2 separate regions of the Homo sapiens genome follow, and region 1 is linked to region 2. A link is an interaction called in ENCODE POLR2A ChIA-PET data of the cell type or tissue named here. Cell type or tissue: OCI-LY7. All regions are shown on one strand. Links, peaks and the distances in the headings refer to the core of each region. The heading gives the core; the rest is flanking DNA. Region 1 has its middle 11 kb from the start of LIRIL2R. Region 2 overlaps DUSP22 (dual specificity phosphatase 22).

Region 1 (11,766 bases), core at 5,257-7,756, 140 kb after region 2:
GCATGCACCACTATACCTGGCTAATTTTGTATTTTTAGTAGAGATGGGGTTTCTCCATGTTAGTCAGGCTGGTCTCGAACTCCCAGCCTCAGGTGATCTGCCCACCTCGGCCTTCCAAAGTGCTGGGATTACAGGCGTGAGCCACTGCGCATGGCTGGTGAGTTCTTATATATGTAACACTGATAAATGTGAATGATGTCAGAGAATTTAAATTATGCCAAAAGAAGAAGTGTGTTTTTGATGGTGTTCTCAGATTAGGGTCTTCCAGAAAGGTTGGAGGATCTTCCAGAAAGATTCCAACATTAAACAAACCAGATAATAAGGTAACCGAGAGCCATTGTAGGTTCATGGATGGTATGGTAGATTATATTACTCTTAAGATTTTTCCCCTCCCCCACCTGCATATACTACCCCATTTCATTAATGTAGGACTTGACCAACCACTTTCTTTGCTCAATGTAGAATTAGCACACTTGCACAATCAGGGCCTTCCAATGTGATTACAAGATTGGGTGCATTCTCTCTTGGTTCTGCCATTACTGTTACAACAATAACAGAAAGTTGACCATTCCTCTTCTTTAGTTCCAAAAGTAAAAATAAAATGGATGTTAAGAGACAGAAAACAAGCCACAGACTCATTTGTTGATGGACATGTAGGTTGATTCTATACCTTAGCTGTTGTGAATAGTGCTACAATAAACATATAAGTACAAGTATCCTTTTGATATATAGTTTTCTTTTCTATCGGTTGACTAACCAGTAGTGTGATTGCTGTGTCCCTTGGCAGCTGTATTTTTAGTTTCTTGAGAAAACTCCATGTCATTTTCTATAATGGCTGCACCAATTTACATTCCTACCAACAGCATATGAGTTCTCTGCAAACTCACTGGCATTTGTTATTTTTTGTCTTTTCAATGATAACCATTTATTTGAACTGGAGTGCGATTATATCTTATTGTGGGTTTTATTTGCATTTCCCTGACAATTAGTGACATTGATCTTTTTTATATATTTCATCATCATTTGTATGTCTTTTTTAAAAGTCTATTTAGATCTTTTACCCTTTTTTTTTTTACTGTCACATTGAGTTCCTTGTACATTCTGGATATTAGTGGTCTATTATTTGCTTTTTGCCTTTGCTTTTGATGTCTTACACATAAAATCTTGGTGCAGACTAATGTCCTGAGGCATTCTCCTATGTTTTCTTCTAGTAGTTTGATAGTTTGGGGCCTTACATTTAAGACCTTAATCCATTGTGAGTTTATTTTGGTATATGGTGTCTGGTTTTATTCTTCTCCATTGGCTATCCAGTTTTTCCAGTGCCATTTATTGAAGAGGGTGTCCTTTCCCCAACGTATGTTATTGGCACCTTTGTCCAAAATCAGTTGCCTGTAAATACGTGGATTTATTTCTGGGTTCTGTTTTCTATGGCCTTGACCCAAAGAATCATTACTTCTTGAAATGCAATTCAAATTAGCATAAAACATTTGAAGTTTAGGGAAAAGCTAATGGCATTAGAATCCTCATAATCTGTATTAGTCCATTTTCATACTGCTGATAAAGTCATACCTGAGACTGGGTAACTGATAAAGAAGAGAAGGTTTAATGAACTCACAGTTCCATGTGGCTGGGGAGGCCTCACAATCATGGCAGAAGGTGAAAGGCATGTCTTATGTGGCAGCAGACAAGAGAGAAAGGAGCGCCAAGTGAAAGGGAAAACCCCTTATAAACTCATCAGATTTCATGAAACTTACTGACACAAGAATAGTATGGGGAAAGCCACCCCCATGATTCAATTATCTCCCACGGGGTTCCTCCCACAACATGTGGGAATTATGGGAGCTACAATTCAAGATAAGATTTGGGTGGGGACAAAGCCAAACCATATCATTCTGCCCCATCCTCTTCCAAATCTCATATCCCCACATTTCAAAACCAATCATGCATTCCCAACAGTCCCCCAAAATCTTAACTCATTTCAGCATTAACTCAAAAGTCCACAGTTTGTGGACTCATCTGAGACAAGGCAAGTCCCTTCTGCCTGTGAGCCTGTAAAATCAAAGGCAAGTTTGTTACTTCCTAAATACATTGGGGGTACAGGCGTTGGATGAATACATTCATTCCAAATGGGAGAAATTGGCCAAAATGAAAGGACTAAAGGCCCCATGCAAGTCCAAAATCCAGCTTAACAGGCAAATCTTAAAGCTCCAAAATGATTGTCTTTGACTCCATGTCTCACATCCAGGTTATGCTGATGCAAGAGGTGGATTCTCATGGTCTTGGGCAGCTCTGCCCCTGTGGCTTTGCAGTGTACAGCCTCCCTCCTGGCTGCTTTTATGGGCTGGTGTTGAGTGTCTGTGGCTTTTCCAGGTGCATGGTGTAAGCTGTTGGTGGATCTAGCATTTTGGGGTCTGGAGGATGGTGGCCCTCTTCTCACAGCTCCACTAGGCAGTGCCCCAGGTGGGGACTCAGTGTGGGGGCTTAAACCTCACAGTTCCCTTCCACACTGCCTTAGCTGAGGTTCTCCATGAGGGCCCTGCCTCTGCAGCAAACTTTTGCCTGGACATCCAGGCATTTTTATACATCCTCCGAAATCTAGGTGAAGGTTCCCAAACCTCAATTCTTAACTTCTGTGCAACCACAGGCTCACCACCATGTGGAGGCTGCCAAGCCTTGGGGCTTGTAACCTCTGAAGCCACAGCCTGAACTGTACCTTGGCCCCTGTTAACCATATCTAGAGTGGCTGGGATGCAGGGCACCAAGTCCTTGGGCTGCACACAGCAGTGGGGGCCTGGATACCTACAAAACCATTTTTTCCTTCCAGGCCTTCAGGGCTGTGATGGGAAGGGGCTGCCCAAAGTTCTCTTACATGCCCTGGAGACATTTTTCCCATTGTCTTGGTGATTAATATTTGGCCCCTTGTTATGTATGAATATTTCTGCAGCAGGCTTGACTTTCTCCTCAGAAAAAAATCTTTTCTATCACATTATCGGGGTGCAAATTTTCTGAACTTTTATGTTCTGTTTCCCTTTTAAAACTGAATGCTTTTAACAGCACCCAAGTCACCTCTTGAATGCTTTGCTGCTTAGAAATTTCTTCCACTAAATACCCTAAGTCATCTCCCTCAAGTTCAAAGTTCTACATATCTCTAGGGCAGGGGCGAAATGCCACCACTCTCTTTGCTAAAACATAGCAAGAATCACTTTTACAGTAGTTCCCAATGAGTTCCTCATCTCTATCTGAGACCATCTCAGCCTGAATTTTATTGTCCATATCATTATCAGCAGTTTGGTCAAAGGCATTCAACAAGTCCCTAGGAAGTTCCAAACTTTCCCACATTTTTCTGTCTTCTTCTGAGCCCTCCAAACTGTCTCAACTGCTGCCTATTACCCAGTTCCACATTTTTGGGTATCTTTACGGCAGCACACCACCCTACTGGTACCAACTTACTGTGTTAGTCCATTTTCATGCTGCTGATAAAGACATACCTGAGACTGGGTAATTGATAAAGAAAAAGAGGTTTAATGAACTCACAGTTCCACATGGCTGGGGAGGCCTCAGAGTCATGGCAGAAGGGGAAAGGCATGTCTTACATGGTGGCGGACAAGAGAGAAAGGAGTGCCAAGTGAAAGGGGAAACCCCTTGTAAAATCATCAGATCTTGTGAGATATATTCACTACCACAAGCCCAGTACGGGGGAAACCACTCCCTGGATTCAATTATGTCCCACCAGGTCCCTCCCACAACATGTGGGAATTATGGGAGATACAATTCATAATGGGATTTGAGTTGGGATACAGCCAAACCATATCATACTCCTTATTTACAGGACGCATTAATTTGTCTTTTTTTGAGATATGATCTTTCTCTGTCAGTCAGGAAGGAGTGCAGTGGTGTGGTCATGGCTCACTGCAGCCTTGAACTCTGGGTTCAAGCCATCCTCCTGCCTCAGTCTCCCAACCAGCTGAAACTACAGGAATGCGCCACCATGTCTGGCTAATTGTTTTTAACTTTTTGTCATTGTTTTTAACTAATTGTAATTGTTTTTAACTAATTGCTTTTAACTTTTTGTAAAGATGGGGGTCTCACTATGTTGCTCTGGCTGGTCACAAACTCCTGGCCTCAAGTGATCGTTCTGCTGCAGCCTCCCAAAGTGCTGGGATTGCAGGCATGAGCCACCACACCTGGCCTAGATTATTATTTTCAGAGTCTTATTCTGAGAGCCATTTATTGACCTTGGCCTAAATAACTCAATATGATGTCCCTAAAACTTCTTTAGAAATTATTGGGCATGATCATGAAGGAAGGAGATTAGAAACTTTCTACTAAGAAATAACTTAGAGTCATTTAGGGAGGAACAAAAATAAGCAATCAGAAAAATAAAAGTGTAAGATCAAGTGCAAAAGTTCTGTGGCAAAGATGATAAAAGTAACTAATATATCTTTTTGACTCTTGGTGGCTTTAACTTTGTTCTTGATTTTCTGAGTAATTTAAGCGTTCACGTTGGAAGAATCTACCGCATTATAGATAACATTTTATTGCAAGTAAATGTATTTCAAAATTTGTTACTGGTTTTATAATAAAATAGTGTCAGCCTACTTCATTATCAAGCTGTACTATTTTATTTATGCAGTTTGATGAACTTACAGCAGAGCTGGAAACTATATCTTCAAAAATGTCTATATTTGGCTAAAAAGAATCAAGTTATTCAACAGGAGTTATTATCTATGAAAGAAGTACAACAGAAATGTAAAAAACTTGAGGAGGTTAACAAAATTTTGGAACAAGAAGTAGTGAATCTTAAGACACATGAAAAAAATATGGTAGAATTTGGTGACGTAGAAGAATGTAAATTGCAGTTGGAAGAAAGAGCAGGACAGGAAATAGAAAAATTAGAAGAAATCAATTTACAGGTTAGTTTTTTTAATCAGGTAGGTTTATCTGTAATGTGCTTTCATTTATTTCACTGCAAATTATAATATAGACATACAGTGTTTTGTCTGCCTCTCTTATAGGAATTTGCTTTGTAGAGTTTTAGAAAAAAAGGTGGCACCTGTTTCTTATTTTAAATATTTAAATTTCCATCATGATTATAACTAAGTTGATCTTTCAGAGTAGTGAGTTTCACTATACAGTCATTTGGTTATTAAAACCAGTTAGCATAAGACTATTAGAAAAAGAAAACTCTGATTTAAAATTATATGGTACTTTTGAATTGGTCTTACGCTACATTGTTCAGTTTTTAACATTTCCAATGGATTCTATTATTTTTAAATGATTAGATTACATGAACACTAACAAGAATGATTTCAAATTTTTATAATTCATATTTAATTCTGAATTCTGTTATCAATTTAGATGAAATTGCTAATAGATGTTTTAAACTTCAGCCCCTTTTTAAAACACATATTTAAAATTGCTTTCTGAATCACTGACTCAAAATGAAAGGCAACAAATAGAGACTAATTAGGTTATAATTGTTTTAAAAGTATGATTTTTTATTTGTTTTAGAAACAAGCAGAATATGAAAAACACAGCAGTTAAAAGAGAATAATATGGCTTTGATGAATAAAAGAGAACTCTGACTGAAAGACGTGGAATGTCAATTCTCCAAAATGAAAACCGCTTATGAAGAGCTTACTACGGAATTAGAAGAATATAAGGAAGTCTTTGCAATAACATTAAAAGCTAACAAATCCATGTCAAAAAATTTAAAGAAATAAGTCAAAACATACACTTGTAGAAAATCAATCAAGTTCATTAATTTGCCATGAAAGCATAATTTTTAGTGAGACAACTTCATGAGATTAGTAGGAAGTGAAAGCTATCCTGATAGTATAATTTTTGAAAATAATGCTAGTAAATAAACTTACATTTAAAATGTTAGTCAAGGACAGTTTCTGTCTCTTCCCTCATTTTTTTTTTAACTTTTGTATGGCCTTTTCCCCTGAAAAATCTTACGTAGTTAACCTAGTCTATTAGTCTTTTAGCATTTTTGAAGCTTTATGGTCAATAAAGTGATCTTGCTGTAAAATTACTTTTCAGAATTCTTCTAAATGGAAATATTAATGAATTTAATTTGTTTTTTAGTAGGTCACAATCTAAACTCAAAGTGCCCAAACTACTACTATTCTGGGCACGTCCTGGCATTTAGTAACTTAACTTTCCTGATTGTGATTTTTAGTATTATCACTAGAGGGCGCTTTGAGACAAACTTTTCTGTATAGTTTTTTCAGTCTACAGGAAGACATGCTTGTGAAATAGGGAATGATTATCCTAGGGATGAAAGAAAGTGTAATTTACAAAGTTGTTTAAAAATAACACCTTGGTCAGCCTGAAGGGGTGTGTGGAAGACAGAAAGGGCAAGCCCCACCTCCAGTGCCTTGGTCACAATGCTAAGGGCTGATTGCCTTCAGAGATGCTTTAGTTCTTTTTGATCACCAATCCAACCATCTAGTTCTCTCCTAGGAGTTCTTGCTCTGAATTATTTCTCAGTGTGAAATGCTTATTTTTTCCTAGATAATGGGTGAAATGTACAAGGGTGGTGAAAACAAATGTTTGAAAATATATTTAGGAGTGATTTCTAAAATCCTGAAACTGGTTTCTAAATACAAGTATTTCTAGCTTCTGTTTTTGTTTGTTTTTGTTTTTGTTTTAGTTTTCTTAATTGTATATTATTTAAGGCATACAACACGTTACTATATGTTTATTCATAGTGAAGTTGTTCTTATAGTCAAGCAAATTAACATATCATCTCACATAGTTACCTTTAAATACAAGTATTTCTTTTTTTTTTTTTAATTTTCCCGAGATGGAGTCTTGCTTTGTTGCCCAGGCTGGCGTGCAGTGGCGCAATCTCAGCTCACTGCAACCTCCGCCTCCCAGGTTCAAGCAATTCTTCTGCCTCAGCCTCCCAAGTAGCTAGGATTACAGGCGCCCACCACTGCACCTGGCTAATTTTTGTATTTTTAGTAGAGGCAGGTTCTCACCATGTTGGCCAGGCTGGTCTCGAACTCCTGACCCGGTGATCTGCCCGCCTCAGCCTCCCAAAGTGCTGGGATTACAGATATGAGCCACTGTGCCCAGCCTGAATACAAGTATTTCTAATGGCATCCTCAGAATCTTATAAGTACAGCCTTCTAGAAGGTAGCAAGCATTACCTATTGAGCCGTACATCGATAGCCATTTCTCTCTCCTTCCTACTTTGTTTGAATTACTTATTCACTAGAAATCTTCTTAGAAACATATGTGATTTTTTAAGAACGATTTTAAAATTATACTTGCTTATAACAGGTATGCTCTCACACATTTGGTGTTAAAACAGTTTAGTGGGTAATTTTGTTTGCTGTCAGGGCAATTTTTTAAAAATTGCAAATCATTTAGGAATCATTTAAGGAAAAATAAAATACTAGGCATTTGTTTTTTGCTATCTGTACAGATCAAATGAGATAATAGCAATGGTCAGCAGCAAGCTCCATATAGAGAAAGAGCAAATGAAATCTGTTCCCACCACTCTGCCTATGAGGCCAGACCCAGAGCCACCCTGGGTTGGAAATCTTAATAGTATAGGTCACAACAGAAAATATATTCCAAAACACCCATAAGGATCCCTACTTCAAGCCCATAGACTTCGAATAACAGCATGAACTGCTTGACTGAGGTTAGTTATATTACCTTTTCCCTTTTGGGTTTTGTTTTTCTAATATACTTCTTGTTTTTAATTTGGTGAAATACTGAGTCGTTCAATTGACTTATGCTTGTTAAGTGAAGGTCATAATTAGCTAATGCAGAAAGCAAATGGGAACTTTACGGTTTTTATAAGTCCTGGGAGCTCTCATTTTCAAGAGATACTTATTTGTTAACTTGATTCAATAAATGTAACTAAACTGACACATTTTAAATTGATTGAAAAACTGCATTTAAGTTAGGTTTTAGAAATTGCATGTTATTGCCTAATAACTAAAGGTAAGCTTTTTTTTTTTTTTTTGAGACAGAGTCTCACTCTGTCGCCCAGGCTGGAGTGTGGTGATGCAACCTCGGCTCACAGTGGTGCGATCTCGGCTCACTGCAACCTCTGCCTGCTGCATTCAAGCAATTCTCCTGCGTCAGCCTCCCAAGTAGCTGAGACTACAGGTGTGTGCCACCATGCTCGGCTAATTTTTTGTATTTTTAGTAGAGACGAAGTTTCACCATGCTGGTCAGGCTGGTCGCGAACTCCTGACCTCGTGATCCCCCTGCTTCAGCCTCCCAAAGTGCTGGGATTACAGGAATGAGCCACCGCGCTCAGCCACTTTGGCTTACTTTCTGATTGATTGTAGTTTTGGCTGCGGTTCATACCACTTTTAAAGTTTCTTTGCACTATCTCAAGTTTTCCATCCCTAATCACAGGGAAGCGGTGGGCATCCAAGCACTTAACCACATACGGATGTTTATTATTTAATGGAATCCAAAATAAACATCAAACACTAAAATATTTCTTTCCATTTTTATGTTAAAAGCTTTGTGGTTTTCTTTCTTTTTTTTTTTTTTTTTTGAGATGGAGTCTCCCTCTGTTGCCCAGGCTGGAGTGCAGTGAAGTGATCTTGGCTCACTGCAAGCTCCGCCTCCTGGGTTCACGCTATTCTCCTGCTGCAGCCTCCGGAGTAGCTGGGACTACAGGTGCCTGCCACCATGCCCGGCTAACTTTTTTGTATTTTTAGTAGAGACGGGGTTTCACCGTGTTAGCCAGTATGGTCTCAACCTCCTGACCTCGTGATCCTCCTGTCTTGGCCTCCCAAAGTGCTGGGATTACAGGTGTGAGCCACCTCGCCCGGCCCAAGCTTTGTGGTTTTCTTACATAAGAATACATTCTTTATTGCTATCAGACTTAACAGCACTTTTATTTCAACTTTTGTAGAATGTGTCTATTGCTGAGCAATTTTACAAGTTTTTAAATTATTAAATCAAGCACTATTTGCATTTTTAAAATGAAATTCACTTATGTCTCTACCTTGCCATCACTTGTGTGATTACTAAGGTGGCAGTGATATCAAGTCTTTTAATAGCAGCTGCAGCCCAGCAGAAGCAATTATATTAATCCAATTCAGAAGTTAATGCAGAGCCACACAGCATATTTCCATCTCCCCTGGGCTTGTAATAGAAAGCTTCCAATCCAACCATGTGATTTCACTCATAGTAAGAATCCATTTCTGGGAATCCCAAAATGAATCCAACAATAACAAGCTGTGTCAGATAAGGAAAAAATATATAGTTCAACTATGTTTGACCAAGTTGAAGATATTTGTCTCATGTTTAACTGTTTTTTGACTAAGAAAAAAATTTAAGAACCAGGTCCTGTGGCCCACACCTGTAGTCCCAGCTACTCAGGAGGCTGAGGCAGGAGGATGGCTTGAGCCCAGGAGTCCAGGGCTGTAGTGCCTCATGACTGTGCCTGTGAATAGCCACTGCACTCCAGCCCAGGCAACACAGTGAAACTGTCTCTTAAAGAAAAAAATTACAAACACCATAAAACAATGGTTTGAACAAAAATAAATAAATAGCAACCAGTTTTGCATATCATTGATATTAAAATATTCATTTCAATCAATACACATTCATTTACAATTTCCTTGGTGATTTCATAATCTCCTTAATGCAGAGAAAGGTAGCAAGTGGATGGGGCCAGCCTAAGGCACAGTGGAGGAAAAGGTGGTAAACTGCTGAGAGGTGTAGCAACTGTGAAATGGTAGCACAAGTCAGGCTTCTTGACCCAAACCTGGCTGGACCTGGGGAAGAAGTCAGACTGTTTGAGTTTGATCAGTCATACTGACGCATCCTTAATCAAACATAATTTCTGCAGCAAAATATATGGATATTTATAGTAACAGAATTAGATGTTATGAAGAGCCTTAGGTCAGTCCAGGTTTTGCTGCCAAAGAGTTTGTTGCAAAGTTTTAAAAGAAAGTTCAGTTTTTAAACCATATTTGGCTTTTGGAATTGCAGGTGAGGGGTTGTGGACCTGAAATTATAGTTAACACTTGGGAATCCAGGCCTGTTGTGTCTGCTTTACACACATTGGCTCTTACTGTTTTCACAATGCAATGAGGGTAGGTACCATGATGATCCCATTTTACAGGTGAAAGACAAGGGCACCAGGAAGTCTCTTTGGTAAGTGACTTTACAAAATCACACAGCTCGTCACTGGTGGCTCCATATTACACATTTTTCCTGGGCTACAGACTTGTGAAAGGGGGTCGGGAGAGATTGAGGGGCTGAGGTCTTTCTTGCACACCTCACGCACCTGGCATCTGCCTGCAGCGAGCCTGCCTTAGTGCCAAAAAGGTCAGAGCAGAAGGGGAGCTGGAGCCCCGCAGACATCACAATCACACTCTTGGATTTACTGAAGGCCCATGGGGACTCATGTCTGTGATTACTGGAGCTTATGATCTAATCAGGTGATAAGCTTCTCTCACAAGCCATAGAGGAATTTAAGTGTGATGTCCCGTGGACCAGAGGTGGTCAGAGACCCTGTGTATGGATAAGTTGGGATGCGGGCTGGCTGGGCCTTGAAGAAATTCAGGTAAACAACTTTATAAGGATTTTATAAAGAGATTCTTTATAAGGGACAAAGACTGTTACATGTGGAGATGACCTAATTTTATTCTTTTAGCTGTGCAAGATGTGTGTGTTCTGGAACATCACAGGTGAACATCCTTTGCTTGCGACTCCCTCATCACTGCAGAGCAGCATTCCCATCAGGCTCTGACTGGGTCAGCTGGAGAGTGTTCAGGTGTTTCTCTGCCAGTGTCCCTGTGCCTGTGTGCATTTGTGTGAGTGTGTAAAATATACATACCAAAATATATAAAATGCACAGGAACAGTTTAAAGAATAATGAACAACTCAGTTTAAGAAATTGAACCTTATGAAAACTTTATTTTTTATTTCCATGTTTTTGGGGAATAGGTGGTATTTGGTTACATGATTGTTTTTTGTTTTTTTTTTTTTGAGACAGAGTCTCTCTGTGTTGCCCAGGCTGGAGTGCAGTGGCCACTGCAAGCTCCGCCTCCCAGGTTCACACCATTCTCCTGCCTCAGCCTCCCCAGTAGCTGGGACTACAGGCACCTGCCACCATGCCCAGCTAATTTTTTGTATTTTTAGTAGAGATCCATGTTACTCAGGATGGTCTAGATCTCCTGACCTCATGATCCACCCGCCTCGGCCTCCCAAAGTGCTGGGATTTCAGGCATGAACCACCACACCCGGCCATGAGTAAGTTTTTTAGTGGTGATTTGTGAGGTTTTGGTGCACCCATCAACCAAGCGGTATATACTGAACCCAATTTATAGCCATGGCCTTCTCATCCTTTCCCCTGGAGTCACCAACATCCATTGTATCATTCTTTACCTTTGCATCCTCATAGCTTAGCTCCCACTTATGAGTGAGAACATACGATGTTTGGTTTTCCATTCCTGAGTTACTTCACTTAGAATAATGGTTTTCAATTCCATCCAGGTTGCTGTGAATGCCATTAATTCATTCCTTTCTATGGCTGAGTAGTATTCTGTCTTATGTATATACCATAGTTTCTTTAGTCACTCATTGATTGATTGGCATTTAGGCTGGTTTCATATTTTTGAATTGTGCTGCTATAAACATGCATGTGCAAGTATCTTTTCTCATATAATGACTTCTTTTCCTCTGAGTAGATACCCAGTAGTGGGATTGCCAGATCAAATGGTAGTTCTACTTTTAGTTCTTTAAGGAATCTCCACCCTGTATTCCATAGTG
Region 2 (11,766 bases), core at 4,333-6,832:
ATATCTTTGCAAGTTAATTACTCCTAAAGTCTAGCCAGAAAAAAAAAAAAACCCACAAAATGACTTGCATATTTCTTTCCTGAAACTTCATAACTGACCATACATGTAGGAAACTTAGGGCTACTGCTTTCATATATTTTGCCTAACTTTATTTCTTTTGTTTTTTTTTGAGACGGAGTCTCACTCTGTCGCCCAGGCTGGAGTGCAGTGGCGCCATCTCGGCTCACTGCAAGCTCCGCCTCCCGGGTTCACACAATTCTCCTGCCTCAGCTTCCCGAGTAGCTGGGACTACAGGCGCCCGCCACCACGCCCGGCTAATTTTTTGTATTTTTAGGAGAGACGGGGTTTCACCGTGTTAGCCAGGATGGTCTCGATCTCCTGACCTCGTGAGCCGCCCGCCTCGGCCTCCCAAAGTGCTGGGATTACAGGCGTGAGCCACCGCGCCCGGCCTTGCCTAACTTTATTTCTGATTGTCTCATCTTTTGACCCAGAGTGAGAAAGAAAAAAACTTTCTATGAGGAAGAAGAGTCCCTTTAAATGATCAGGTGCAGAAAGGCCTCTGTAATATAACAGCAGTCTCCTCTCCCTCCCCCTTGAGCTAAATGGTTACCTTGAAGCCATCTGCTATGTGGTCCCTAGACTGATGCCAAGTAGACATAAAATGCCATACATCATAGTTCAATATCGTATAGCCAGGCACTAACCAATGTTATTTCTATAAACCAATGAGAATTCCTGCTGAACAATTTTTTGTAATTGCCACTCTCCTGATTCGTCTTTTTTTCTTTAAAAACTTGAGCCCCTATTTTACTCTCCGGGGCACTCCCCAAGGCAACCTGAAAGTGTGTTTCAGGCTACAGTCCTCAAGCTTGGCCCAAATAAACCCTCTGTATTAATTTTGCCTCAGCTTCTTCCTTTTAGGCAACAAAAGTGTTAATCTAGAAATTGAAATGCACTTAGATTAATAAACATTGTAATCATGATGGATTACATGGATTACATCATCAAGAAGGTAAATTTACGAGACCATTTTGTAGTTAGCATTTGTAAGAGATGACCTTAGGTCAGTCTTTCTGCATGAGACACATAATATTAGGGATATTTAAAATATTTTTTTAATTCAATGGCCTCTTAATGATGAGAATTCTTAAAAAGCTAAATACAAAACCATTAACTCTAGAAGACAAAGGAAACTGCCCATTACTTCTTTCCCCAGACGTCAAAAGCAGGGACAGTTCTGGATTCAGACAGGACTGTGGTTTACATCATCTATATTCACTTTAAAGCACAATTAAAAAATGAAACTTTTTCTGGAAATTCCAAACAGAACTGTCTATCAGCTATCAGTTGGCTATTAAATTATCTCCATATGAAACTAAGAAGATAACAAAATTATATTCCCTTCCAATGTCCCTACCTGCAAAAAGAAGACCAAATGGTGTGATCCCCTGAAGTGGAACCCTTCTACTAATCTACAAAACAGGGGGCCAGCAGGAAATGAGGAGGTCCACTTCCCTACACCCCCATCCCAGCCTGGCTGAACTTTCCTAAATGATACAGGAGAAATGGATCAGAAGGCAAATGTTTAGGCCGGGCATGGTGACTGACACCTGTAATCCCGGAACTTTGGGAGGCCGCGACGGGCCAATCACCTGAGGTCAGGAGTGTGAGACCAGCCTGGTCACCACGGCGAAACCACATCTCTACTAAAATTACAAAAATTAGCTGGGCGTGGTGGTGTGCACCTGTAAACCCCACTACTCAGGAGGCTGAGGTAGGAGAATCGCTTGAACCCAGGAGGCGGAGGTTGCAGTGAGCCGAGATCGCCCCACTGAACTCCAGCCTGGGCAACAGAGTGAGAGTCTATCTCAAGCAAAACAAAACAAAACCAAACAACAACAACAACAAAGAAAGGCAAATGTTTAATTATCATGGTTCTGGAGACTATTTCATGGCATGGGAAAATGCTCAGGGTATAATGTAAAGCAGGTACCAAACCATAAATATGACACAAACCCAACGTATAAAAATGCAGAGACAAACACATGGCAGGGAGGATGGCGGGACTGGTACAAAGACAGCCCCAGCTCAGAGACGGAATTACAAGGGTTTTCTTCCTTCTTTATAGTATGTGTGTGTGTGTGTGTGTGTGTGTGTGTGTGTGTGTGTTCTACATGAGTGGCTCTGAAGTTTAACACCCTAGGAACTGCCAAGAGGCTAGTTAGAAAGATCTACCCTGGGGCTGAGGAATCTCCATCTCTAACAAGCCTTGATGATGAAGCAGAAGTCAAGAAACATTGTTCTAAACATTCAGCAACGTCAGGAAAAAAAATTTAGGTGATATTAAAATACCACTTTTAAGACTCTTTTCATTGCTCCAACCTCTCAGGCTTCAAATTCCAGGCTATTGCTTTCCCAGATTCAAATTTTCGAGCTTCAAATTTAGGGCTATTGTTTTCAAGTATTTTGCCTAAGTTTATTTCTGACTGGCTCATCTTTTGACCCAAAGTGAGAAAGAAAAAACCTTTTTATACGAGGAACATGAGCCCTTTAAGTTATCAGGCTCAGAAAGGCGTCTATAATATAATAGCAGTGTCCTCTCACTCCCCCTTGAGCTAAATAAATAGTTACCTCAAAGCCACCTGCTATGGATGAGAGCCATCTACATAGCACATGGGGACTCACTGCCAACCCCCAACCCCTCACAAGTTGGGGTACCAGCAAGGCTAGCTTAGAATTAATTAGGCAGAAGCTAGAATCGTTTTGGAAGCCACAGGCAGCCAGTTCCCACATTCACACCAAAATGGGATTTTCCAATCGCCACCAGCATGGGACATTTTAGAAAAGCAGTGAAACAGACAAAGCCACAGCTTCAGCGCTCACAGAACCTGGAGGAGGTGGGGCGAGGACCCAGTAGAGGCGGGGCAGCCTGATGGCGCCAGCTCATCTGACCCACCCACCTGGCTCCTCCAGACACCCATTCCACCTGGCATTTGAATGTCAACCATCCGTATTTGTTTCAATCTACTTTTCTCCTTTCACAAAGCTTTATTGGGATATAATTCACATACCATAATACGGACCCTGATCAAGTATATGATTCAATGGTTTCATACGTTCACAAGGCTGCACAATAGCCACAATATATAACTTTAGAACATTTTCTTCACCCCGTAAATATGCTTTGATAATACAGAGTGAATCTTTTTAAAGTGGCCTGGGGAAAAAAGCATACATTTCTGAATAGAGAAGACCACTTGATATCACGACAGCCCACTGCCGGCTGGACTCCAAAGCACAGGGAAGCACTCCGGGGCCAGCACCTCCCCTCTTCCTCACCGCACGCTAGCACCGTGTTCGCTGATGCATCCTTTCCCATAAGGCACAGGCTCTGCCCACTTACTTCAGAGTGCATAAAATGCTTAATCAAACCTGCTGGGTGATGACCCTGGAACTTTAATTCTTACAGACTTCACACTATTGGTTGTCCTGGAAGGCGACCTACAATCATGAGCAGCGAGGTAATGAGCTGGGAATCCAGCTGTAAGGCTCAAGGTGGAGTTTCCTAATGTGCACAGACACAAGCTTGTACATTTCAAACTAGCTCCTCCTGAGCACAGACCTAGAGGGGCAGAACTTAGCGCTTTGGTGCTCAACATGGGGTCCTCCAACCGGCAGCAGAGCATCAAGTAGACCCCATGTCTACTTGATCAGAACATGCGCTTTAAGAAGAACCCCAGAAGGTCATGTGCACCCTAACACTGAGCCCTGGAGGGAATGACCTTTGGCCCGGTGCCAGCGGGCCCCTCCCCAACTGGCAGTCACAAATGCAACAGGTTAGTAATTCATAAAACCAACAGGAAGGTTATCAGTTAGAATTCATGTGGAAAAAATAAGTCTGGATGGACATATGCTGACCTGTTAAGCATGGTGATTTTGTCTCAGTAAGCTGACAGCAGACTACCTCTGACCAGGCTGGCCTTGTCCAAACAACTGGGTACCCACCAGGACTGTCTGTCTTACTGGCAGGCACAAAACACAAGCTCAAGACTGCGAACATGGTCTCAATGCACACCACTCACGTACACACAGTACCTAAGAGCGTTCCCACTTTTCTAGAATTCTGTGGACATCTTCAAACAATGAGGGCTTCGTCTGTCAGCTGACATCTACTGTCGCTGGTGCCAAGTTGTAAGGAAGCCACGGACCCACCCTCCGGCCCAGGGAGGGGCTGCTCTCTCTGGCTTCCACTCCCTGCCTTCCCTCCTGGCTTCTGGGCAAGGCTGCCTGCTGCATCCTGGAGCCTCAACAGAGAGGCTCTCACCAAAGCATCGAAGACCCAAAGACCGGGCTCCAGAGCTGGGTTTGTTTGTGGTTCTTCTCCAGGAGCAAAAATCACCAGGCGCTACAAAACCATTTGTGGATTCATTACAAAGCTTTTTTTTCTTAAGAGTTGCAGAGTGACAGGCGAGGGATCCTACTGAAAGGAAGGAGGGAAGAGGAGAAGGAAGGGAGGGAGGGAGAGAAGTGGGGAGGGAAGAAAGGAAACGGGAAGGGGAAGAGAAGGGAGGGGAGGAAGGAGAAGGGACAGAAGAAGGGAGTGACTGTTTACGTTCCTTTCTACTCTACTGGTTCTTGTGTTACAAGAGGCACATATTACTCGTAATTTTAAAAGAGCAGGATAAATGACTATATGAGATGCCAGGCAAGAGCACAGATGACAGCTGGATTCACCGCCCAGGAAAAAAGAAAGAGGCCACATTCCACATTGGGTTTCCACCCTTGCCAGCCAATGCCACCCAGCTGCCTACTGCAGACCTGGCATCGATCGGGCTCCCATGGCAGTAGCAGTGAGTGTGTGGGTGCTTATTTATCAGGGCACCAGGTATTGGGCACTGAGCCCACCGAGGGCATCACCCATTGTCTGGGTCAGCCCCGCTACAGCCCTGTGAGACAGACTCCATCTTCCCAGTCTACACCCCCAGGTGTGTAACTCATGTGAGGACACACACTGGCCCCTTCCTGTTCTGCACCTGCTGTTGGACTCTGATAGCCTGAGGGCAGGGACACTGGTCCACATTCAACTCCCAGCACATCGTGTGTTCCCGATAAGCTTGTGCAATGAACAAGTGAATTCACAGCACAATTGGGGAAAATACTTCCTCTCCTTCGAGCCACTCGCCAATTCACTGTACTCTCATTCCTTTCTTTTAGATAAGCCTTGTACCTGGAAAGCGTTTAATAAATATTTGGCTAACGAGTGAATAAAACACAACCTCATACCAATATCAGAATAACTTAAGGTAATAATGCAGCATTAACCCTATGAACAAGGAGAGGTGGTGGGCTGTTTACAACACTCTCATAGACGAAACCACAAAGCACAAGATCCAGGAACTTGCAAGGAGTCCTATGTTATTGAATATTTAGAAAACAGGTATAGCTTGTAGTGTGAAAAGAGTTTTAAATATTTCCTTAAAGCTGTCCTTCCAAAAAAAGTAACCTTTCATGATTAAGGCTAAAACTCTCACATACTGTTGTCAGAAGTGTTGAATTTGGTTCATATTTATTAAAATTTTTAATTTCAAACCTTTCATCTAGCAATTCTACTTCTAAGAACTTATCCTAAACTCTGTTCTCAAAGACACTCCCTTTCCCCATGAAAACAGTTAATAACTCACTAAATAACTCTGACGTTTGCTACATTAATGTATCCTGGCCTACTCACCACAAAGGGTTTGCTGCTTTTTCAGAACTACAAAGCTTACTAATTTAGCAAGTCCAGTACTATTTTTAACATGTTCTTGTAGCAATTAGCAGCTGTCAGCTCTCTGTGCTCAATTCTCTTTGAGGCCTAATAGTGAGCTGGGGGGATACGGGTGTGTGTGTGGAAACAGACATTATAGAGCAACAATAAAGATTATTTGTACAATCAATTTGAATCTGAACTCAGAAATTTCAGCAACATCCAGAAAGCCAACAGGAGTGGCCATGTTCTGGCTTGTTAGGGAAGGGAGGAGCATTAGCTGCCTATGACATGGTCTGGCTCTGTCCAACCTAACATGAGTGGGGACCTGCCTGCAAGCTTCCCAGGTCTCTCCCATCCTATTAAGGGCCCCTCATCTCTATCTTCCCACCTCATCTCAGTGATTCACTTACACAAACTCTGAAGGTCACCTGGCAGGGGGACTTGGCCCCTCCCTGGAAGCCGACAAGCCCAGTGACCACCGTGCTCCAGAGCTGAGTGAAAATAGAGTCAATAGCTGACAGTAAATCAATCAGTACGGAACAAGTGGCAGGAAATGTGTGAGAAGAGAAGCACCAGATGAGAAGAATCTGCCAGAGATGAAATTGTCACTCTTGTTTCCCAGGTGACTTAAAAAGAACAGGCTTCTGAAAATTTCTCAATAGTAACTAAAAAATGAAAGTTGTAAAAGGTTATAAATAAGTCACATGATTGCTAAATGTGCCTGTTGTCCAACACCTTTTGATGATAATGTTCCAACAGGTGTGGAGAGTTCAAAGGAGAACCAGGGCAGAGCTGGAGCGGGCACAGCCTCACATCACTCCATCAGGTGATGGTCAAGGGGCTGCGGTGCACCCAGCAAGGGGCTTGGGTGCAAGTGGGGGCCACTCCCAGAACAGACTGTAGACTGAGTCTACACTTTGCCTGTCAATCTCACCCATGAGAAGTCTAAAGCTGATCTTTTAAAAAGTGAACTCACTTTTGGTGGAAACAGTCCAAGTGTCCACGAACAAATAAATGGAAGCAAAATGAGGCCTATGCACACAATGGAGTATTATTCAGCTTTAAGAAGGAAGGCCATTCTGACACACGCCGCAACACGGATGAACTGTGACACTGTGCTCAGTAAAATAAGCCAGTCCCAAAAGCACAAATACTGCATGATTTCACTAAGAGGAGGCTCCGATAGTTGTGAGATTCATAGAGGCAGAAAGCAGAATGGTGGCTGCCCGGGGCTGGGAGGAGAGGAATGGGGAGTTGGTGTTTTAAGGGACACAGTTTCAGTTTGGGAACATGAAAAGTCCTGCAGAAGGATGTTGGTGATGGCTGCACAGCAATGCAAATTACTTAAAGCCACTGACCTATACACTTTAAAATGGTCAAGATGACACATTTTATGTTATGTGTATTTTATCACAACAATAAAAAAGCAAGAACTCACCTTTGAAGTTGCCGATGTACAGGCCGGGCAGGATCTAGGAGAGAGACAGACACAGACATGAGCATGGCAGACTCTAAGTGGATGGTATTGCAGAAGGGGGCCTCATCCAGCAGCAGGATCCCTGCAAAGGCCAGGTGCTTCCCCAGTACAGCACCTCCCTGACAGACACGCGGGTGACCCAACATCCCCAGCGGCCTGTGGAAGGCCGTGGGTTGGTGCCCATCGACTCGCTGGGTTTAGGGCCCGGCTTCGACCCCGTCATCCTCATTTGCAGCCCTGCAGTGCTGGTGGGCATTCTGAGGGTCCAAGTCCCCTGCCCCGCCTGCCCACCCTGGCCCCACAGCCCTGGCGGCCCTGCAGCTCTGCACTCTGCTGCACGAGGCCACTGCACACACGGTGCCCACTGCAGGCGGTTACACTCCCGCCCACCTCACCCTTGGCCAGTCCTGAGCCCCAAGTCCAGGGTTGGCCCCCGGCTCAGTGACAGTAGCCCTCTATGTCCCCTGTGTGGCGATGCTGCTGCGAGGGCATGACCAGGTGAAGGCCCATCTTTCTGTCGGGGAAAACTCCTTGGGCAGCAAACGAATCCTGTTGCTCACTGCTGCCTCCCCAGCCCCAGGCCAGGATGACAGTCAACAATGGGTTGTTAAATAAATGATCCAACCTCCACATATATGCAGGTTAAGAAGAACACGTCTTTGTTGCAAAATGTCAACTCTTCTAAGGCAGTGGTTCTCAAACCAAACTCCCCATCAGAACTCCAGAATCTGTTAAAAATACACATTTCTGGGCAAGCCCTCCTCTCCACCTCCAGCCCCCGCATGGAATGATTTAGCAGGTCGGCAATGAGAAATTGGGGTGGCTTCTTTCACACCCACAATTTGCGAAGTAGGAAGCAAATTCTTGTCTTGCCAGCACTTTGCATGGACACTCTGAAATTTAAATAAGAACACAGTACCACTTGTTAAAGTATGCTCACGATATCACTTGCCACGATTTCCAAGCACATACAACCAGCTCGTCTTGGTGACGCTTCACCACAGATCCCTAGATGTCCTAGCCTCGCCCCCACTGTCTGCCAACCCTGCAGCTCCCCTATCTTCCTTCACTCCCACTGAGGAAGTCCAAAGAGCCTGTAGTACAGTTCTTCATGTTAGCTGATTTCTTCAAGCATCTTCCTGACCACCGGCTGCCTCGCTAAAAACCCATGGCTCATGTCTAGTGATTGCAGGGGATCTATTGTGGCTCATGTCAGGGCGGCAGTGCTAGGCCCAGAGCTAGTCTCTGTGCAGAGGGACAACCAGCCAAGGGGCCACGTAATGTATCGGCCAAACTGGGACAGTCCAAGAATGAAAAGAGGCTTTGCTAATCATTACTCCGAGACAACAGTCTATACTTTATCATTCCTATCTTGAAAGACGGGAACAATGCAAGTTCGTCCTGGATGTGGATCCCACTGATGTTCTCTGGCAATGCTTGACTGCACAGAGCTTTGCTGTGTGTAGTCTCTCATTCCCGAGGGTCTCTCCTGCCTTTTTTAGGATGTGGCAGTAGACACTAGAGAGCATCATTGCCATGTGGCTCTTCTGTCTGGCAGTGCAATGACCCCTCCTTGACCAAACTTTAGTCAGGTTCCTCTGAGTCCTTTTCTCAACAAGGCCTGGTCCTTGCCCGACCGAGTCCAGTGCGAGCAGAGACCTGCTAAGCGTATCCCCTAAGACCCCACCAAGCTCCTGTTCCTCCACCCCGATGTCTAATCCAGTTCCCCTGAGTGGTATTCCACCCACTCCCTCACCCTGCCCTTGGCTTTCCATCCACCCTTGTTCCTGCCATATTGGAGTCGCGTCCTCCCCTGTTGTGATGGTCTCGAATAGAGTCTTCCTTGCTGGCTTAACCAAGTGTCAGGATCACTTTTTACAGCAGTGACTCTACAGTTATAATCACTAGGCGATTTTCTAGATCAAAATGTTTCTAGACTATAAGCATGTTTATCTGCCCAAAGTCAGAGAACGTATCATAGTGGCTAAAGTTCCTCAGGCACAATGCCGGGCACTCAGCGTAGAGGTGTGACTGAGAGAGACAGGGCCCTGCCCTCATGAGCAGCTCACACAGGGAAAGTGGAGGTGACCTGACCACTCTGGGGTCGCAGAGGGCTTCCTGGGGACAGTGACACTCAGGACCTGCAGCCCAAGAGCAGTGGGCAGACAGGGAGGGGACAGCAGAACGGTCAGCCTGCAGAAAGGGTCTTGTCTCTACTGGAGGGAGTGGGAGAGAGGTGGAGAGAAGGCGGGCGTTAGTGCAAGGAGCTGGTCCTGCACAGCAGACACTGTGGCCACTGGCCACTATCCAGACTCCAAGTTAGGTGCCATGAAATGGAATACGACGCCTAAGATGTGTGGGGCTGTGAGGAAGACGATCTTACGCGTTTTAACTTAATATATCTTGAAAATGGTATGAAAAACAGGAAAGGTACAGCTGTGTGCACGTACACTCCCTTCGTCACCATGCTCACCTCCGTGACGGCGATGGCGGGGTCCTGGAGGAGGGCTTCTGCATTTCTCTCTGAGCTTGCCTCCGCCATCTGACACTCCAGTCCTGTGCATGCACTATGCCAATTTGCACTTTTTTTAAATCAAGAGGGATTATTCGGAAAACAGATTATGGCCCATTTTTGCTTTTTTTCTTTGTACATCTACTATCTTCTCTACTAAGCACAAATTAATACATTTTATATTATCTTTAAAATTAAATGAGGGCATAAGAGTAGACCGTCTCTACATTCTAATGTTGTAGAACCATGATGTTCTGACTCCTAAATTCATCGTCTGGAGCCCGGCTTGCTGCAGGACTATCTCAAGCAAACCACTGTTTTCCCACCACCGTTGTCAAGTCCTCCTGCCCCTGATGGTGCCACCTTCTCCCAGTCACCCCGAATGAAAACCCAGGGCTCCCACCGCTGTGGCACCTCTCTCTCAATTCTCTGCTCCCCTCCTCCCGGGAATTAGAAGGCCTCTCACAGTCTCCCTCCTCAGCCTTGCGCAGAGCCTCAATTCACACAGGGGTTACAGTAGTAAACACTGAACTCATTCCTCTGTCCTATCAAATTAATTTTCTAAAGCCATATTCTTCCTGGGTGATTTTCTACCTCAAAATGTTCAGTAACAACCCTTTTACTTAAAAAATCAAGGCCAAACATTGAACTAAATATTCAGCATGGCTTCCGCAGGTTGGCTCCAACCGATCTCTGAAGGATTTCCCCCAACTTCTTTCTTATGTCCAGCCGAGCCAGGTCATCCCCATTCTCCCAATACCCCTTACTGGTCCCATCTTGCAATAGCACTTTCTTTGCCCTAAATATTCTTTCTAAACAGAGAAGAGGTTCCCACTGTTTGGGGTCCTTTATCCCTTGGGTATGCTCGAAAACCACAAACCCTGTAATGGCCATTTATCTTATTGGTTTTCCAGTCTCTGAAACCCTTTCCTAGGTTTGGGGATACCCTGGCCCCAGGGAGTCTTGGTGGGAAGCAGAGCCCAGCTGTTAGTATAGAAGCTGCCAATGCCAGATACCTGCTCACGTAAGCCTTTGCTGCTACATGGGTGTGACCCACGTGTAACAAGTCTGCACGCCGGCTGCAGGGATAGCCTAGAGTGTCCTCTTTGGCAACAGAGGCAGCAGGGCTGGTGGCACATTCAGTGTCCACTGGCTGTAGCATCAGCATCTTGCGGTAGCCCCAGAAATGCTCTCACTGACCACTTACAGCATCTGCTCCTGCCAAGGTTGCCCCTGAGTCTGGCTCTCCAGCCTTCCAGGCTGTCTGCCCTGTTCTACCTAAGGTAACCACATTTGGATGCTGTTGCTTACAGCCAAGGACCCTGATGTGGGCTTTCAACCTGGAAAAATGCATAAATGCAGAAGAGTGCACAGATCTTGAGGCAAGTCACAGGCACAGCAGGTCTGTTCCTGCCCTGCCTCTAGTACCGAGACCTACCCGCCCTGCTAGGACCAGCTCAACCAGGAACCCTCCAGAGATCACTCCGACAGGAGACTCTGCCCTTTCTGGACTTCACTGCTGCTCATTTGCCATTTACTTCCACGCAGCAGCTCTCCCACTCATGTGCTCCTCTTTGAACTTTCAGGCTCAGCTTCTTAGCGTCTCCCTTCTGAATTCCTGCAGCAGCTTCCTAGTGAGCTCCCTACCTCCAGACTGAGTGGTCCCTCCAAAGGATTCCTCAAACCATCTCAAGTGCAAAGTTGATTGTGTGACTCTTCAGCTTAGGGCTCCGTGTAGCTTTCAGCATGAAACCCAAATTCTACACCTTGGCAAGGGAGACCTTTCAGGAGTGGACCCTCAAATGTCTTCAGCCTGAGCCCGAGCCCGAAGGCATTCTCCAATCTCACCCACATCTAAGGAAGTGACCACGGTGCAACCAACCAACATGGCTATGCAGAGACGCAGGCCAGGGCCCCCAAATTCCAGGCTGTTTTATGGGAAACAGCCCAATTTTCAAATATTGTCAATTAAATTTTAAAAACCACTAAAATACTGTGGTTGACAAACTAAACCCATCTGTGGGCTGA

What was found. Peaks named below come from ENCODE experiments on the same cell type or tissue, not always from the same donor. Only the 100,000 strongest peaks of a DNase experiment are listed, where the experiment ranks them.
Region 1: POLR2A ChIA-PET joins it to region 2 with 5 read pairs; 2 of 35 experiments call an interaction of 5 or more read pairs at or near these places.

What each region holds. Positions count from the first base shown.
Region 1 is chr6:163,499-175,264 of GRCh38, reverse strand. It overlaps the pseudogene ANKRD18FP. Among named protein-coding and RNA genes, the nearest start is that of LIRIL2R, 11 kb to the left of the region's middle. In OCI-LY7, for the core only: CTCF peaks have their summits at 5,975 and 6,182 (motif pointing right); a DNase peak (open chromatin) is centred at 6,194.
Region 2 is chr6:300,083-311,848 of GRCh38, reverse strand. It overlaps DUSP22 (dual specificity phosphatase 22), which reads right to left. Exons shown (of 7, transcript NM_001286555.3): 2 at 7,188-7,221. Among named protein-coding and RNA genes, the nearest start is that of DUSP22, 13 kb to the right of the region's middle. RefSeq lists enhancers at 6,834-6,883, 7,703-7,782. In OCI-LY7, for the core only: no CTCF peak of the experiment used is centred there; a DNase peak (open chromatin) is centred at 5,788; H3K4me3 peaks cover 1,033 bases; H3K27ac peaks cover 2,053 bases.